Regions from separate parts of the Homo sapiens genome. Here region 1 is linked to region 2. A link is a loop called in an ENCODE intact Hi-C map of the cell type or tissue named here. Cell type or tissue: ascending aorta. All regions are shown on one strand.

Evidence for each region. Peaks named below come from ENCODE experiments on the same cell type or tissue, not always from the same donor. Only the 100,000 strongest peaks of a DNase experiment are listed, where the experiment ranks them.
Region 1: it touches region 2 in a loop (3-fold over the local background); 54 of 110 quality-filtered maps call a loop at or near these places.

The regions. Positions count from the first base shown.
Region 1 is chr2:100,983,761-100,986,260 of GRCh38, reverse strand. All of the region lies in intron 16 of NPAS2 (neuronal PAS domain protein 2), which reads right to left. Among named protein-coding and RNA genes, the nearest start is that of NPAS2-AS1, 7.8 kb to the right of the region's middle. RefSeq lists silencers at 1,164-1,303, 1,188-1,383 and an enhancer at 2,315-2,500. In ascending aorta, a CTCF peak has its summit at 1,219 (motif pointing right); a DNase peak (open chromatin) is centred at 1,240; H3K27ac peaks cover 1,161 bases.
Region 2 is chr2:100,818,027-100,820,526 of GRCh38, reverse strand. NPAS2 (neuronal PAS domain protein 2) reads right to left here and starts at 388. Exons shown (of 21, transcript NM_002518.4): 1 at 113-388. In ascending aorta, no CTCF peak of the experiment used is centred here; DNase peaks (open chromatin) are centred at 470, 690, 1,356, 1,896 and 1 weaker place; H3K4me3 peaks cover 2,344 bases; H3K27ac peaks cover 2,359 bases.

The DNA of each region.
Region 1 (2,500 bases), 170 kb before region 2:
TGAGCTGGGGCTGGGTTCTGATCTTTCTACCATCCCACGGGACCTCCCCAAACTCCTCTCATGCCCCACCCACCACAGAGAAGCCTGCAGTTTTGAAATGAGGACTCCTTGTCACTTTAGAAATTAAGAAGAATTTTCTGGGTATCCATCATTTTACACATTTTGAGGATTCATGTTTCATGCAATCCCAGCTCCCTATTAAAATAAGACTCATTTATAGCACATAGGGCAACCTATACTTCATCACTTCAGCAAAAACCTAGTAGTCAAACCCAATTACCATGCGTTTTTCTGGTAGGACACAATTTACCTTTTGATTAGAGTTTGAATAAATCCAACCTTTATTGATGAGAGGCAGTATAATTTACCTTAAAGCAGACCTATCTTAGCTCAAATTCCCACCCTACCATTTACTAGCAGTATGGCCTTCGGCAATTTTAATAACTTTTCAAAGCCTTAGTTTCCTCATTAGTAAAAAATAGTGACATTAAAAAAAAATAGTGACATTAAGAGCATATATCTTATTAAGGACTAAATGAAGTTAATGCATATAAATGACCTGAGACATAGTAAGTACTGAATGAATGTCAGATAATAACATTCAAAATGAAAAAAGGAGCTTTTTCCTCCTTCGCCTCTTTGGGCATATAAAAACTGTTTGATAAATGAATGAATGGAATAAATGCATGTATGAATGAATAAACATATGAATGGTGCTTTCACTCAGAGAAGGGCAAACTATGTCTGCTGGTGTTATTTATGTAACAGACTGTAACAGCAAGGTGTGCTACTCTGTCCCATCGATGTATATCCTCTGACAGTAGAAACCCTGCCCTGTTTATCTTTCTGTATCCTCACAGTGCTTAACCACGTGCCTGGTAAATAAAGGGTGTCTGTCAGATGGATGGATGGACTAAAGGATGGATGGAAGGAAGAAAGGACGGGCAGAAGGATGTATAGAAGGGAGGGTGGCCAGAAGAAAGGATGGACAGATGGCGGCTGGATGGAAGGACGGATGGAAGGATGGACAGATGATGGCTGGATGGAAGGATGGATAGATGATGGCTGGATGGAAGGAAGGAAGGACGGATGGAAGGATGGATAGATGATGGCTGGATGGAAGGAAGGATGGATAGATGGATGGATGAACCAGTTGAGGAACACGTCATTTGCCATTGCTACAGGTGTCCTTCTAGGCATTCCTTTGAGCAGCCAGCAGAGGGCGCGCATGCTCTCAAAAAGAGCAAGAGGCAGCCTTGGAGGGGGCGATGGGCCTTTCAGCACAACAGCTCTTGTCCAGGTAGCCCCATTTTCATGACCCCATCCAGGTGCAAACACCAACAGCCCTTCAGGACTTCTTCCTCATAACCCAAGGTTTTTTTGAAAAAAAAAAATAGTAAGCATCACAGGCACATATAGCCTCGACGAAAGTTTTGAAGCAATGAAGTAAAGCATCACAAGTCCACTGAGGTTGGGATAAAGGCCACTGGGTGGGGGACTGGTTCCTGGTTTGCTGCTGGGCACAGCCGTACTTCTGTTTATCAACAATAAAGTAGAATTTTGTGGCTTAAGGAGATGGTGACTTAAAAGGGCTCTGAGGTCAACTTTATAGAAAACATAAAAAAAAAAAAAAGTTCTCCAAGTGGGAAAAGTTATCAGAGAAAACAAACCAACAACTTCTAATTTTCAAGAACAAACCAATCCTACACTCACAGATGATTTTTCATTAGTGTTATCTGCTTATTTCTACAAATACTTGTCATTACAGGACATTTTAGAAGTATACAAAATAGACAAGTAATATAATGAAACCTTGGCATCACCATTAGGCTTCAACAATCATCAGTGTTTTGTCATTCTTATTTTATCTATCCCTCTACTTTTGGGGGTGGGCTGGAGTCATTTCTACTTGCTTATTCTTCACACTTGAATCACACAGTTTAGTTTAAAAAAAACAAATATCACATTTTGGAACATATTTCTTTAAGTCTTACAAAAAAACAAGGCAGGCTCCTTGAGGAAATATCCTCTGTCTCGACTATCTGTGGATTTCCATGATCTCTGGAAAATTCCACTGCAAAGATAAGGCCTCAGGAATGAACACAGGGCAGGAAGGCACCGGAGGGTGCAATTCCCATGCCGGCCGGCTCAGAACATCCCTCAGTGCACTGTGGCATAGGTACTTTGGGGTTAACCAAAGGCATAGGTCACAAGGAGGAAAAATACTTTGTTATAACAGGAGTGAAAGCGATAACCTTGCTGCCTGTTATTTTAAAATTCAGAAAAGGCAGGAAGTAGAAAAACTCCAGGCACTGAGGGGGATGTTCATACGCCTACCTCAATTTTAGCAGTTTCTGGCTCGATTTCCCCCTTCCTGTTAGTGTAAAAATTCCATTAAAGTAATTGGAGTCAGGCAAGCATTGGGCTCCCAGTCAGGCCCTGGATCAGTGAGAAAAATATTCCAGCTGGGAAGGCGTAAGTCAAAAGCCACTTTTTACCT
Region 2 (2,500 bases):
CCTCCGCCCCCGCGCGTCCTCCACGCTGGCGAGCAGGTGACCGAGTCCTGCGACCCCGCGCGCACGTACTACCCACCCTGGGTCCCCCGCGCCCCTAGGCGCGGCCCCTTACCTCGGAGCGGGCCGGAGCGGCCCCGCGGGGCCGGGCGCGGACTGGGCCGGGGAGACGCGCCTCCCGCCGCCGCTGGGAGACGAGGCGGCGAGCGGGCGCGGCGAGCTCCTCCCGGGCGGCGGCGGGAGGCGCTGCTCTAGCTGCTGCCGCCGCCGCCGCCGCCGCCGCGGCTGCGGGTCTCCGGGCTCCGCGGCCGCCGCTCCTGGGCCGCAGCCGCGCGGGTCCCTCGGCTCCTGCGAGAGGCCGGCTGCTCGCGCGGCAAACTCTTCCGCACGCAGAGCCGGCGGGGAGAGCCGCCTCCGCCTCTGCCTCCTCCCCTGCCTCCTCCCTCCACCCTCCTCCCTCTCCACCTCCCCCTCCTACCCCCACCCTCCTCCTCCTCCCCTCGCCTGCCTCCGCCTGCGGGGTCTCTCCTGGCCCCGACCCAGCCTGGGACAAGCACCCCGCGCGCGCCGCAGGCAGACGGACCCCCGGCCCCCTAGACCCCCGGCTTCCCTGGGCGGCGCAGACACCCGCGAGTCCCCAGGCCGCCGCAGCCTCTGCTGGGCTGCCAGGGACGCGCGGCGGGGTCGGGCCTGGGGCGCAGGGTCGGGGTTGGGCGCCGGGGCTGGGGGAGGGGGGGGTTGTGCTTCCAGGTGAGCCGGCCCAGAGGAGAGGCAAGTGGACTAGAGGCTGCCAGCCGAGGTCCCATTAAAGTTGTCACTCGGGGGGAACAAGGAATCTGCCGCCCCCGCCTAGTGTAGACCCTCGCAGTGCGGGCCGCCACCCTGCTGTCCCGCGCAGGGGATGAAGGGGGACGAGCACGCGACTGTCACCCCCTCCACACTGTCCTCCAGGGGCAGGGTTGCGCGCAGGTCTCGACCCAGGGCACAAAGCGCGTCTCTGCGGGGACCACTGCGATTTCTCAATGAGCGGCGGGGGTGCGGCCCGGGGGCAGGTGGGAGGCGGGGGTCGGGGAAGATGCGGGCGAGCGGTGGTCGGCGGAGGACAGCAGCGACTGCTGGGGAGGAATAACCAGTGCCTGTCCTAAGGCGAACGTAGCTGGTCCGGAAAATGGGTCAAGGATGGAAAGGAACCGGCTAATTGCCCCCCTCCCCGGCAGGGGCACGTGGGGTGTGGGGCTGCGGCCAGGAGCGGGCACTTGGAGCTCCACTCTGCCTCTCCCTCCCCTCCTCCGCTGCCCTCCTCTCCTTTTGCACCAGTGCAGGAAATGTTCCACTGACCTACATATTTTTCCAAACATACGTGACCTTTTTTTTTTTTTCCTCTGTGGGAGGAGACAGGCGAGAATCCAAGAAAAAGAAGCTGGAGAGAGAGGCGCGCGCGAGAAACAGGGAGGATTTTACCAAGGTTCCCGCAAACGCCAAGCGGAGGGAGGCAGAGGTACAGGAATAATCCCCGGGTGCCGGGGCTGCTGTCTGATGCCCTTCGGGGCTCCAAGACAGAGCCGGTGAAAACCGGAGACCGTGTGCCCCGCCGAGGTCCGGAAACGTGGCCGGTTTCCCCTTCACCTGGGCGGCGGCGTTCACAGCGGGGAGGCGCCTGGGTGGAAGCCCGGGAGAGGGGAAAGGTCCCCCTGCCCGCTCCCACGAGGTCTCCGCTCCCCTGGCCTAGGTGCCTGGCCTGGCGCAGCGCTCCGAGCGTGGCAGCCTTTTCCGGACGTCTCTCCGTCCCTCTTACATTCCGGCAAGTGGCCCTGGAAGGAAAGCGCCCCCGCTGGCCCTTTTCTGTCATACTCGATTTTGTGGCCAGAAGGGGTCTCCTAGGGCCTTTGCCCCAAGCGCGCCAGGCCCCCGCGGTGGACTGGGGGTCGCCCCGGACGCTGTTCCTCTCGCTGTCTCGTCCTCTCCCTCGAGTTTGAGACGTGCCCTCTCCCTCGCAGATCCGACCAGCAGCGCCTTATTTGGGCATGCAACCCCACACCGTCAATTAGATCAAAACGCTCACACAGAGCTCCTTTTTACCCCCCCTGTAAAGTAGGTCATTCTCTTTATTTCCCACTTGTATTATTTGTGTCTAATTCTCCTCCTGAAAAATAATCAGCTGCAAGGAGCTTTGAGCATCCTAAGAGCAGCTGTTATTCTCAGGCTTGCTTCTGACTTGGAGGGCTTTTCAAGAAAGAGGAGGAGGCATTTGGCCTGTCATGATTTTGAAGTCCCTCCCTTTCCAAAAGAAGAAACTTTTGTTTGATGGATTTTATTTTGCTTTGTTTTTCTACCCCGTCCTTTTCCTCCAGGCAAGTAGGTTTCACCCCGCCTTTAGAGCGTGGCCATGACTAATATTACTAAAGGATGAAATTGTGTACTTCTAACCGGTTTTAAAGCATTATTTAAAGTCACCTCCCTTCCTTTTTTGCTTTGGAAGAGATTCCAACTCCCTTTTCCTACT